Regions from separate parts of the Homo sapiens genome. Here region 1 is linked to region 2. The links are chromatin loops, found by intact Hi-C in ENCODE. Cell type or tissue: B cell. All regions are shown on one strand. Links, peaks and the distances in the headings refer to the core of each region. The heading gives the core; the rest is flanking DNA.

The links. Hi-C counts contacts between places; a loop is a spot of excess contacts. Peaks named below come from ENCODE experiments on the same cell type or tissue, not always from the same donor. Only the 100,000 strongest peaks of a DNase experiment are listed, where the experiment ranks them.
Region 1: a loop joins it to region 2, with 3 times the contacts of the local background. A loop is called at or near these places in 5 of 110 quality-filtered maps.

What each region holds. Positions count from the first base shown.
Region 1 is chr10:59,882,822-59,892,885 of GRCh38, forward strand. The region is part of intron 1 of CCDC6 (coiled-coil domain containing 6); the gene reads right to left. Among named protein-coding and RNA genes, the nearest start is that of CCDC6, 19 kb to the right of the region's middle. RefSeq lists a silencer at 8,652-8,741. In B cell, for the core only: no CTCF peak of the experiment used is centred there; a DNase peak (open chromatin) is centred at 2,820; H3K4me3 peaks cover 1,168 bases; H3K27ac peaks cover 1,680 bases.
Region 2 is chr10:59,828,481-59,832,480 of GRCh38, forward strand. The region is part of intron 3 of CCDC6 (coiled-coil domain containing 6); the gene reads right to left. Among named protein-coding and RNA genes, the nearest start is that of CCDC6, 76 kb to the right of the region's middle. In B cell, for the core only: CTCF peaks have their summits at 2,347 (motif pointing left) and 2,551; a DNase peak (open chromatin) is centred at 2,331; H3K27ac peaks cover 571 bases.

The DNA.
Region 1 (10,064 bases), core at 478-4,477, 55 kb after region 2:
TGGTGGCGCGCACCTGTAATCCCAGCTACTCAGCAGGCTGAGGCAGGAGAATCGCTTGAACCCGGGAGGCGGAGGTTGCAGTGAGCAGAGATCGCGCCACTGCACTCCAGCCTGGGCGACAGAGCAAGACTCTGCCTCAAAAAAAAAAATTAGTAAAATTAGGTGAGGGGTGTAAGGGTGTTTACCGTATTGATCGACTTTAACTGAAAAAAAAAGGTTTAATTCAGTAGGAAAAAGAAAAAAATGATATATTCGTACCCCCGAAACACAGTGAGTCCCAGGGACTTGGAAGGGTCCTATCAACTGGGTCCATTGCCCACTGTGGTCTCTCCAGTCTCTGTTCCATCAATGGACTCTGAGTCTTAGTCTTTGAGTTAAATACCATGTGTCTTTGCAATAAGCAGACAACACTGTCAGTTACGAAAAGGACTAAAGTATAGCAATGAGTGAAATGTGATACTGGAAGCTATGGGACAGGGAACAAGGAAAGGAAATAAACTCTCCCTTTTATGACCTCCAAGTGAAATGATGGTATCAATACCTTGCAAAGGTATTGCAGAATCAAAAACTAAGACGTACTCCGATGTCCCTGATGAGCCAACTGTCACACTTGATACAAGAAGCAATGCTAATACCATTCATGGCAGCCATCATCTCCCTCTCGCACTGTATTTAGAAGTCTAGACTTTTTCTTCTCTTTGCTCTTTTCAATTCTATCAGCTGAACTTATGTCAGCACAGGCTGATGACAGGGAAAAACTTAATGAATCACAAAGTTTTACTGGAAGGTTACTCAAAATTATAAATCCTATCCAACTGGACCATAATATTAAAAGTTTATATTCTTTTTGTTGGTTTCACGTACACAAATTGGAGTCAACTCAACTGATTATTTAATGAGGAAACACACTTTCCTCTAAAACTCCCTAAACTATATTTGAGAACAGAGGGCTAAGATCCCTATCACATATACTGATGGTGATCAGGGTAGAGCCTGCTTTAAGAAACTCTGTATGCAGTATAAACTGGATAAAGTTTAATGTATTGTTGTCAGAGTTCAAAACCCTCAAGTTTGACAGAAAGCCTCAAACTTTGAACAAATTTCCCAACATTTTCTAGCATTTTTACAAAGACCACCACCTTCTTATGTGACTTGAGAGAGTGACCCATACAAACAGGAGACATGTCTTTAATGGGCTCCAAAAACAGTTTTAAACTCCTAACATCAACCAATCTGTAGATTCTTACTAAGAGAAGCATTTGGTACTAAAAGCCATATTATCTCTGTTCTCTCACTTACTTCTAAGCCAATTAAGCAAAAGAGGAGTTTAATGTTAAGAAAGTTGACTAAGTTTCAGGAAAAAAATAAAGGTAAGTAACATGGCAATTTGTTCTAAGTAAAAGCAACCCCTTCAAAACAAACAAAAAAATAAGATGTTCCCTGCTACAGGACCAAAAAAAGAAGGCAAGAATATAAAAAGAAAGGATTTCAGGTCGAGACAGCGACGACAATAAGCAAAAGATGACTTACTGCTGCCCAAGTGAATACAAACAAAATTTCAAAAGCACATACTCTAAAAACTGGCAACTCTACTCCTAGATTATCCTACAGATAATAAAAACCATTGCTAAGACTTGTTAAAAACATTGTTAAAAGAATGTTTCCTTTAACTTGCTTTATAGAAAGAAGGAGACTGAAAACAATCAACAGAGGAAGAGTTAAAGAGAGTGCGCCCAGTTCCCAGAATACTTTACAGCAAGCCCTTGAAAAGAATGGGGCAATTCTATACCCAGTGCTGGGGATAAAACTCATGAGATGTGTAAAGTAGAAAAAAAAAATCAAGATATAGAACAGCATGTACAATGTGCTCCCATCGCTGGGTATCCTTTTAAGAGGACAATATAGGCACACACTTGTATTTGCATAATATGTATCCAGAAAAACACTTAGGGCATAAGGTGGCCCGGTGCAGTGGGTCATGCCTATAATCCCAGCACTTTGGGAGGCCGAGGCGGGCAGATCACTTGAAGTCAGGAATTTGAGACCAGCCTGGCCAACATGGTGAAACCCCATCTCTACTAAAAATACAAAAATTAGCCAGGCATGGTGACACACGCCTGTAGTCCCAGCTGCTTGGGAGGCTGAGGAAGGAGAACTGCTTGAACCCGGGAGACAGAGGTTGCAGTGAGTTGAGATCGTGCCACCGCACTCCAGCCTGGGTGACAGAGCGAGACTCCGTAACAACAACAACAACAGAAAGAAAGGAAAGAAAGGAAGGAAGGAAGGAAGAAAAGAAAAGGAGAAAAGGAAAGAAAGGACAGAGAATACGTGTGAATCAGGGAAAGGAAGAGCGAAATCTAGTTTGGATACATTTGTTATATCTACAATACTTCCATCTTCATTCTTTTTTCAATACCCCAGCCATGTCAGGAGGTTTGCTTAACAAGCAGTAAATTATTTTGCCACATCTAGATTTTAAAACACCAAGGCTGTTGGCAAAAACACATCCTAATGAAAAACTGTAAGAGAATGGATTAAAGTACCATTTTTGCAGGTCAAATTTATTCAACTAAAGAAAGTTCTAGACTGGCATGGTCCCCCGAATTTAAAAACCTACTCCTAATTTAAAAGCACATATGCCAACATTACCCCTTGAATTAAATTCAAGGAATAATTCAAGTCTAATTCAAGAGTGGTCTAATGCAGGTCCAATTCAAGATTCAGGACTGAGAGCCCTATCAGACCTGGCCCCACCTACTTCCAGCTTCAGGCCACATCCCGATCTCACTCTGACCACAACTCGTCTTTCAGTTCCTCAAACCTGCCCTGCAGTTCTGTCGCTTTCAGGATTTTTTGCATAGCCTCTTCCCTGGGCCCAGAACATTTTTTTACCAATTCTCTTCATGGTTAACTCCAAAAAAGATATACAGGGGATTGCAGCCTACATGTCACTTCAGGGAAGCTCCGTTGGCTGCCTTAAACTGGTCTGGTTCCCCCCATCATATCCTCCAAGAAACACATCTTTTGAAGGATTTATCACAGCTTCAATTCTATAACTGTGAAATCAGTTGTCTGATGTCTATTTCCAACCCCGCCCCCCGCCCCCCCAACTAGAATATCAGCTGCCAGAGGCAGGAACTGTCTCAAAACCTCTTAGCACAATGCATAGAACAGCCTTATATACAGAATAACCTCAGAAATATTAGCAGAATGAACAAAGTTTTGTAATATATACGTTATTTGTAATATCTGTGAGATGAACAAAGAAGACCGGCCAATATGAAAGAAGATTACATTTAAGGTCTGCAGCTTTAAATCTATCTTTAAGCAGGGGAAATGGAAAATACTGCAGAGTAAAATAAAACCACCAGATAAACAGAGCCCGAAACGGACCAGGATAGAAAAATAATGCCAATTACACTTGAATCCATTTAAGCAGCAGCTTCTGGAGGAAGAAGGAGGCTACAATAATAGTATCCAAAATAAACAATTCAGTAATTGATCAACTAGTCAGAGGAAATTATCCTAATTCAAGATCTCATATGAAATATAAAGTGTTATACAGACAAGAATGAGGAAAAAAGACACCAGGAGATGTATCTAATGTGCAGTTGTGAGTTCAATTGTTTATGCAATTTAAAAGAATATCTGGCATCGCTACTTCTACACACTCTTCTGAATCTGTCTTAAATGCACTATCATTTAAACAAAAACACAAAAGCAGTCTGTCCTACTTTTTTCCAAAGAAGTAAATATACAGAAAGGTTTTACCATAAAATGTTAGCAATATTTCCTGTAGATTATAAATGACATCAAGAAACCATAAAAATAAAAATTTTCACTGTGGCCAAAAAACACCAAAAGCCAAGTCAAAAGACAATTGACAGGTGGGAAATTTTTTTGCAACTCAAAATTGAAAAACAAGAGCAAGTCATTGTAACATATAGAGTTCTAAGAAAAATGGGTAAGAGAAAGACCAAGGTCCCCAAAGACAAACAAGAAAGGATATCAACTAGGCAGGTACAGAAAAAGAATACAAATGGCTCTTATAAACACAAGAAATGATGCTTATCCACCCCCTTGAGAGAAATGCAAAGACTGTACTAATATGTCACTGTCCATTTACCAGACTACCAAAATCCAGTTTGAGAAAACCCTCTGACAGTGTAGTATGGGGCCACATATCTCTCATATCCTACTAATGGAAGTGTAAATTGTAGAAGCAACATCTATTCGAATTACACATATATAGGGCAATCGACACAACAATGTCACTTCTGTGAATTTACCAAGAAAGGCAGCATCAAAAAGTGAGGGAATTCCCTAGAATCAGCTTGCTTAGCTAGGTGTCAATTCTGGCTCTCCTACTCTCTGCGGTATGACTTTAAGCAAGTCACCCAACCCTCTCTGAGCCTCAGTTTCCTGTCTGTAAACAAGGATAATATGCTACTGGCTACTTCACAAGACTGATGTAATGATTGAGTCAACATAAGGAAATGGTTGAAGAGAGTGGCTAGGAATTATCCCCTCTGATACACTCACCCACATACAAAATGACCTACGTTCAAGGTGACGGTGACATTTTGAGACAAAAGACTGAAAACAAATTAAATGCACAATGGTAAGAGATACCCACACAATGGCTTACCATGCAACTGTTAAAAAAAAAAAAAAAAAGAGAAGTATCCAAAATATAATTAAATGGCAGGGGGAGGGGCAGAACAGAATATAATATCATATACGCCACCTTTTGTGTTAAAGGGAAGGGGACCAAATACCAAGTGATGTCCTTCCTAGTCAAAAAAATTCAATTAAAAATATTTTTTAAATGGGGCATTATTTCAAATCTCAGAAGAAATATCATATGTACTCACAAATGTATAGACTAGTGGTTCCCAATTTTTGTTGCTGGGTCAAATGCGACATTGGAATTTCCTAGAAATTTTGGAATTGAATGCCCTTTGCTTGTAAGTGCTGAACTATCAGACCCTTTTTTTAACCTCCTCCTCTGCCAAGGAGCTAACAGAGGAGAAAGAACCCTAGCCTGGATGTGAGGCCACCTCCCTGGAAATGCCAACTGTCCCATTTACCAGCACTGTTCCCTGGCCAATAATTTAACAGCATTTCACCTGAGCCCCAGATCCTTTATTTTCTAAGGAGGTACACACTACCTACTCCCACAGACTTGCCGTGAGACTCAAATGAAATAATTTAGCTGAAACCACTCCATAGATGCTGCTCAAGCTGCAGATTTCAGAGCTGGAGATTCTGGGCAAAGACTGCTTGTTATTCTACCTGTCCAGAAAACGTGTCTGCACATACTGCTCACAGCTTCCTGTCTGGTGCTCTCCAGCCCTGAGTGGCTTCACACATAGCACCGCACCAGACTTTCTGGAAGCCATAGATGCCAGTCCATCTTCCGAGGGCATGACTCCCCACAGATGCTCAGACATTTCTCAGCTAGAAGCTTCCAGGGAAGGCTGGCTGCACAGGATGCCTCACTTCAGATTTCCTTATAGTAGAACCACATAAGCCAGGTCTGCTTCACACAGGTGAAGTGGTGACCTAAACTTTCTGCTGCTTCGTCATGGGGGCTGGGAAGCCAGTCTGCATACCTACTGAGGGCAGAACCAGCAAAACTGGGATGCTCGGAAGCTGGGGACCAGGAAACAGGGCAGCAGGTAAAAGGTCTCCAAGCCTGCTGTCAACAGCTTTAGGGAGGAAGGTTAGAGCTGGGGCCAGCAGCCTAAGGGCACAGGGCTTAATAGCAGAGGGGAGACAAGGATAATACCTTTGATCACAGAAAAGCCTGTGATGTTTACCTTTCAAACACTAATTTGCCAGGGGAAAAATTGCTAATTTTGTCTGGTATGATAATGGTATGGTGGTTATAAAGTCCTTATCAGAGAGGCAAACTGAACCATTTATGGTGAAAGCATTTTAAGACTATGTGTCAATAATCAGTGAAGCTGGTGGTTTGTGGATTCACTCTACTTTAGTATATGCTTGAAAATTTCCATAATAAAATAAGCTTAAACAAAATCCACTATCATCATAAAAATAAATTTCACAGCAGGGAAATGTGAGAAAAGTATTCTCACAGTCTGATTGCATGCCAGACAAGCAGGGCCACGAGATAAGGCCTCTAAGTCACTAACATGGGCAGCCATTTCTCCTCCCAGGGTATCAACATCCTCATCAGAGCTGGGGCCCTTGAATATCAGGGGACCCACGCACGCTTCACCCATCAAAACTAACTGGCACTGCCCATGAATTCCTTTTTAGGGCTATTGAGGCATCCCAAGATGCTCCCCACTGGCTACATGGTACATGCTCTGTGTCAGAAGCAGCTGGCCTGGAAGATATTCAGGTGCAGAGCTTCCCATCTGGCATTCCCTGCAGGAAAATGTGCATCAGCCATAAATGACAAATGACAACAGGGACACGTGAGAAAGCATTCTATGGGAGGGGCTTCTGAGGCAGGAGGAAGATGGATAGGAAAGACCTCAAACATCAATCCAGCCATTCTGGGCTGCATGGGATGCTACAAGTCAGCCTGCTGTTTCAAGCTGCCATGCCTTCATCCATGCTGATCCTTCTCCCTAGAATGCCCTTTATTCATGTTTTCCTGAGGGAATAAAAACCTTTGAGTCTTCCAACCTTCTGCTGTCCACAAAGTACTCAACAGCTGCCCAGGCCAAACACAGTCAGTTCCATATTCATTCATTTCTTCCTGGGCCAGCCCTGGGTCTGTCTGGCCCAAGATGCCTCACTGCCCTTCTCTCCTGCTCTGCAAGGTACAGGTGACCTCTGCAGGCTCCATCTCCCAGTTTCCAAAGTACGCCAATGAGATTCAGCCAATAAGAGGCACTAGCAAGAGATGGGAGGATGGAAGGGAGAACTCAGAGTATTTCTCCCCTTTCTCCAACTTGGGCAGCACCCACATCTCAAGGCCCAGGGGAGTTCCAACTTCTTGGTGACCGCAGCCCCTGGGCTCTGATGGCACTACCTCCTCCCTTTATCCTCCAGAGGGGTTGTGGGAGCAGCGTTCTGCTCCTGCTTATCCCTGGGTTGTCTCATCACCCACCCCACTTCAGCTTCTCAGCAACTCTACCACTGGGATGACCAATCTCTGAATTACATTCTTCTCTCTCAACTCCACATGGTTTGTTTTCACAACTCTAGAGCCAAACCCCTCACCTGGGGGCCAAATGCAAGCTGCCCTTCTGCAAACCCTAAATTCTAAACACACTTCTCTCAGGAAGCTGAGGCTCGTCAAGAAAGACATGACTGATGTCTCGTCCCACAGAGAAGGCAAGGCATAGATAGGCCCAGTTCTCCCAGTACCACTGCAGGCTGGCGAGGAAAGGAGACATAAAACAAGGGGTTTCGTAACATGTGGCCAAGTAACGGCAGATACCTGAGACATCCAGTCAACGATGGCTTTCAGAGAGGAGGAGACCAGGAAGCTGGTGTGGAAGAACAGGAACTGTGAAAGCAAACTGAGAGCCGCTGAGGAAGAAGTGGAGGCACCATCCTGAGAAGACTCCAAAGAGCCCCGCAAAAGGAGGGGATGCTGCCAAGGAGGGGATGCTGCGTCGGCTTCTTCTCAGACAGCAACCTGATCTCAGGTTTGTGGGGGAAGAAAACAGAAAAGGGAAGAAATGGGCAAGAAGCAAATCTATAATCATTGAATTGAGAAGGAAAAGGAAGAACTGTGCTGAATGCACCCTGAGAGCTTTCCTAAGTCACATCATTTATCCCCAAAACTGGAGAGCTAAGATACTATGATCGCTTTTTAGAGAAGAGGGCAAGATGGCTTAGAGGTTAGCTAAATTGCCCCAGGTTCACACAGCAAGGAAGGGGCAAACAGATTTTTGTTTTTTTTCTTTTTTATTTATTTATTTTTATTTTCTTTTTATTATTATACTTTAAGTTCTAGGGTACATGTGCACAACGTGCAGGTTTGTTGCATATGTATACATGTGCCATGTTGGTGTGCTGCACCCGTTAACTCGTCATTTACATTAGGTATATCTCCTAATGCTATCCCTCCCTCCTCCCCCAACCCCACGACAGGCCCCGGTGTGTGGTGTTCCCTACCCTGTGTCCAAGTGTTCTCTCATTGTTCAATTCCCACCTATGAGTGAGAACATGTGGTGTTTGGTTTTCTGTCCTTGCGATAGGGCAGACAGATTTTTAAACACAGGTCCTCTAGGTTTTAGGACTATCAAATAAAACACAGGAGGCCCAGTTAAATTCGAATTTCAGATCAACAACAAATAATTTTCTAGTATATATAGGTGCCATGCAACATGTGGGACATATGTATACTAAAAAATAATTCATTGTTTATTTCCAATTGAAATACAGTTGTGCATCCTGCATTTTTACTTGCTAACTGGTAATCCTACTTGGTTTCCAAGTGCTTCCGTTATTCCAAGTCAAGCCAAAGCACCCTAGGGTGGGAAAATCAGAAAGCAGTTAATGAATAAAATTGAAAGGAGGGAAAAATTCACACAGCCTAATAGAGAATGCTAATCTGCAACACATAAAATAAAGAAGCATAAAAACAAAAGCAATAGAAGCTATAGAAGACTTTGAGAACTGGGGAAAGAATACACTGTACTTATGGAAAGCAGTAAAGCCTACCGGTTTTCATTTGTGGCCTAACAAGCGAATCCCAGTTCCCTTTACACATCACTGTCAGGCAGCAATCACCCAGAGCTACAAGGCTCTGGGCCAAGTAAGAACCAACCACGGAAGGGATGACTGTCATTAGCACTAATCTTCCTTACCTGAAAAAGAGTTCAACAAGAAGGTGTTCAGACAAGTAGCAGAGAGGGAGGCAGAGAAACCAAAAGGCTCCAATAGTTTTGGCTAGAGGCCCCACAACTCTGATGGATAGACAACAGCAAAAGAGGGAAGGGCAGTCTTGAGCTTACTTTAACTTGTTTATTTACAATGCAAGCAGAGTTCATCAGATAAAATAGCCTCCTTGCCCTCTCTTACCATCCCAAAAGTCAATACAACCAAAATATTAATAGTAGTTTGGAGAAAAGCATGCTCCTCAATCTTCAAATGAAGTCCTCAGGCTAGAAAGCAACCCAGAGGCAACAAAGAAAAGAGGTCACTTGAGGAGTCCTTGGCAGAGAAAACTACTGCCTCCCACAGACCACCCTGGCCCATCACCAGGGGTTGTCCTTCCATCATTCGGCTACTGCAATCCTGCAAAGTCAGTCCATTTCAAAGATTCATGTTTTGGTTTCTGTTCTTTAAACCAGCAGCTAAGGAGAAGTGGCACTAGGGCGTTGCCCATCAAAGTCCACCTTCTAGAACCCATACCCCCATGAAAGAGGGTCAAAAGTCTCTATCAGAGAGGCCAGTTTTGACAGTCTTCTGTCTGCCGATAGTACTAAAGTCAGAAAACGTGTACTTTTTTAAAAAACACAATGGAAAGAGCTCTGTAACTGACCTATAGGGAAAAAAACCAGATCTTTTAGGAAGTGTGTTTACCTCCTGCAGTCCTGTTACTTTTACACAGCCACACAGACTGGTATAATCCTGGCTCACCAAACCCTTGGAAACCCACTCAGTTCCCAGGCATCCCCAAGCACCAGAGAAACATGGGTCGTTAGAAGCCAGGTTGCGAGGCTCCCCAACCTGCGGTGCACAGGGAGCTTGGTGCGGCCTCAACCACCCCCGCTCAGCTTTCAAGAGGTTATTTTTCTATCATAATCTTATAGGATTATCTAGAGCAGGACTGATTTTGAAATGTATTTTGGAGGACAATAGAAGGGGGTGGGGAAGTACTAATAATAGTTAATATCATTTTCTACAGGAATAACTCACACATTACCCCAAAACTTTCCTGTGTGTATCAATCTCATTTGATCTTCATTAACTGTGGGATGGGAGCAAGATTTGTGTTAACTCTACAGTCTCTCATAAGGTAAGTAACCAAGGCTCAAAGGCCCTAAATGCAATACAACTTAGCTAGTAGGGTAGCCAGAACCTAATTAATAAGCACATAAGTCCTGTAGGGCCTGAATGTCCTCTGCTGT
Region 2 (4,000 bases), core at 1-4,000:
TGTTTGAACAGGAAAGCAGTAGAGTTCTTTGAAGTATAAAAGAAAGATGACATTGCCTTTACTTTTGCAAAGGCTAAAGTCTTTCCAGGGTCTAAAAGACCACTAAGATGAGAACCAGGGGACCACGTTTGCCACTCATTAGCTGTGTGACTTAAGAAACCCTCCCAATCTCTCTCCGGATTTCCATTTCTGAAAAGGGAGCATGAGCAAGCTGGGCCACTCACAGGCCAAACTGATCTATCACTAAGCAGTGATTCCCACCAAGCCCAACTCTGCAGCAAACTCTGGAGGGAGAGGACATGAGAATAAGAGGCTGTTGTCCCAATTTCTAAGAGCAGAGCTGATGCCCCTACCCCTGGATTTATTTGTGATTTTCCCACTGTCTCATGTCCCCACTAGCGTCTGGGGAAAAAGGTAGTCTTCCCAACATCTTGGACTTCTAGCTCTACAATTCTGTGAATTATAATACTGCAAAACACCAACAGAACCATTTATAGCCCATAGACCTTCATGATCTAGCTGTGAACATTCCCTGTTTGAAGAATAAGTGGATTCCAGATTCAAGGCCTATGAAAAGAATGAATGATATCTGACTAATTGAAGTGTCCATACCAAAGGACTAACTTTCAGTGAGATAAACTTACAGTGAGGCCCTGCTGACATGTGAGTTAACTGGGGCCTTCCTAGGAAGAAACTCAGCCCAGTTAAGTTCTGCTTTACAGAGAACAGAAAGGAGCCAACTCAGAAACCATGATAACCCAAGCTCTACTTTCAAAACAAACACATCGTGACCAACTCAAATCTCTGGCAGAATGCCTTCCAATATCCCTTCTGCAGGTTCACCCACTACATGCAAAGTATGGATTATTTTAAAATTACATTTTGTTTCCACAATTTTAAGGAGAGTTACCATGTGACCCAGCAATTTCACTCCTTGGCATATGACTAAGAAAAATGAAAACATATGTCCACACAAAAAAATTATACGTGAATGTTCATAGCAGCATTCTTCATAATAACTAAAAGATGGAAACAACCTAAATGTCCATCAAACGATAAATGGATAATTGATGAGTGTGGTATATCCATACCATAGATGATTATTTAGCCAGAAAAAAAGAAGAGTACAGATACAACAGGGATGAAAACATTATGGTAAATGAAAGAAGCCAATCACAAAAGACCACATATTATGATTCTATTTACATGAAATGTCCAGAATAGGCAAATACACAGACAGAAAGTAGAACAGCAGTTGCTTAGAGGTTATAGGGGATTAGAGGTGACAGATGAATGGTACGGGGTTTCATTTTGAGTTCACAACAATGTCCTAAAATTGATTTGGTGATGGTTGCACAACTCCGAATACACTGAAAACCACTGGGTTGTACCTTTTAAGTGGGTGAATTGTAGGATATGTAAATTACATCTCACTAGGGCTGTTAAAAAGAAAGTGAACTGGTGAAAGGATTATTAAGTAGAGGGAACGGGTTCACAACTGGTTGCTTTGAAGTCAGAGCCCAGGCCCTGAACACTAGCCTGCGCTGCCTTCTGAAATACAGAGGACCACTCACCATTCACATGCCCAAACCTACACTTACTACTGATCTAACAAAGCAGTGGGACATGTGGGAGCATATGTGATAACTGCCTTCAAGTGGCTTATAGTTTAAAAGCATTGACTGTCAGTAAAGCAAAGACAAAAACTACATGTAAATCATGATAAGGCATAGTGTAGTGCATGCCTTTGCTCTTCTGACAATAATATAGAGTACAGGATATCCTTTATAATATAATATAGACTATAACATATACTACATCGTATCATACAATACAGATAATTCCAAGAGATGGGCTCAAGGGCTGGTCAGATCATATCCATGGAAACTAAGGGATTTATTTCTATTAGAGGGAAAAACCAAACATGCCCCCTAAATGCTGATTAAAATTATTTATAGTCAAAGAAAACACATTTAATTATCCCAGTCACACCCAAAGCAAAGTGGGGGAAATTTTTATGACAATGTTAAATTTTTCCACTTTAATTAAAACATAGGCTTCATATGCTGGATCTGAGGCTTACTTCTAGAATGGGCTTTGCATTAAACATATTTTATTGTGGAAATCTATTTCTTTACCATCGAGGACTGAAATAAGCCTAAAAGGTCACTAAGTTATTAACTTGGTATAGAGAATATACGCTTCAGACTTCATTTTAAAGAGGTTCAGCTACTAAAGTCTGCAAAGGGTCTTAAGACAGGGAGGCAGGACTTTTTCCCAGGAACAATAGGATGAGACTGCCCTTCTTTCTGACACTAGGCCACTACCTCCCCCTTGTGGCCATAGCTAAACCCTCTGGGTCACGGTCCTAGTTTCAAAGTCTCCTTTAGGAGCCTGTGAACAAATACCAGAGAGAAGCTATTATATTTAAAATATTGACAACCATCATTGTGAAGGGCATGGCCAGGCAAAGCTCTCCTAATACTAGCTTCTGTGAGGACTTCACTTGGTCACTTGGTTAACTCTTGATTAACAAGTAAATACTTGGTGTGTCAGGGACTTAAACACAAATCTTCGAAGCTTACCTTAACTTGAACAGAACTGGAGCTACTGCCTATCCTGGGAATTAAACGGGTGAAACTCAGAACAAAATGTTTTTAAACTGGTAGGGCACGGGGCATGGTGTCTGGTTAACTTAGACACTGAATTTAAATTTGGAAGATGAATGGTAAGAAGAAATTACTCGAGATGTATAAAATAGCCAGCACTTGAAAACTGAACTTTCATCACAGAAAGGATGACAACACTTTTAGGGTCATCATTCAGTGTTAGAAAACCTAGTACCATTCCCTGCTTTGCTACAGGTAAAAACAAGAATAACAGAATAACTAAAGTCAGTCTTACTTTAAGACAAACTCTAACTTCCCTTCAAACCTTGCAGCACGATCACTGTTTCATTCTCAGGTAAAATATTCAAACGAGAGCGGTCCTGAGAGTGACTGATGGAATGAGTTAACATGGAGTAAGGTGCACAGGGAGAAGCCTGAATGTGAGATAAATCAGACAACTTTAATGAGGCTTAGCCTAATCAGGGCAATCAGGATCTAAAATACAAACAGCTGGAAGATCTTCATCTACTGCATTTTACATGGAAACCCAGGTAGCAGTACACTAGCATCAGCCTCTTATAACTTAAGGGAACTAAAATTTCAGGACGCTAGCATGGGTGAAGGCATCGGGGAACACCGAGGCTAGCAATAATATAGTTTGACACACCCTGAATGGAGTGACAACAGCTGCCCAGAGTTCTCTGTGATAATGGGGCATACAGACCAAGTCTGGACTCCCAAGGCCAATGTTCCAACACCAATGCCTGCTGAGGGCAGAGGACAAAGGGATTGCGTGCTATTACTACTTCCCACCTTTGTCCCTTGTTAAGTTTGCCATTTCTGGTTTTAGTCTGTCCTGCTCTGTTTACAAATGGAGAACCTGAGCCCAGAGAAATTAATGAAGTTAATATAAGGTCATACAATCAGTCAGTGGTTGACTCAAGGTGAGTTACCAAGTCTATGACTCCATATTTGTACCAACAAGTCTGGACTGGGAGAAGAGAAGGCTCATGTAAGGTTGCCAATCAATCAAAGAGGAAAATGTTAATTGTTTATTCTGAAGAAGCTTTGAAAGACCAGTTTTAGTTCCATAGCAACATTGTCTTAGGAACTTTCACAGAAACTATCCTGTGGTCAAAAACATTCTTCTCCCTTTGCTTTGCAAAAAGGAAGCTGACATTTCCTGCTATAAATCAGTACATCACAACTTATCTCCTGAAACTTTATTAATTGTGGTTAAAAAAGAGAAAATGTGTGAGAGAATGATAGGAACTATGTAAACCTGTCAATGCTCACTTTAGAAATGAAGTCTCCACAGTGGGGAGAGAAAGCTGAAAACTACTTTTCACTTAAATTCCTCCAGGCATCTTAAAGCTTAAAAGAACAAGCTG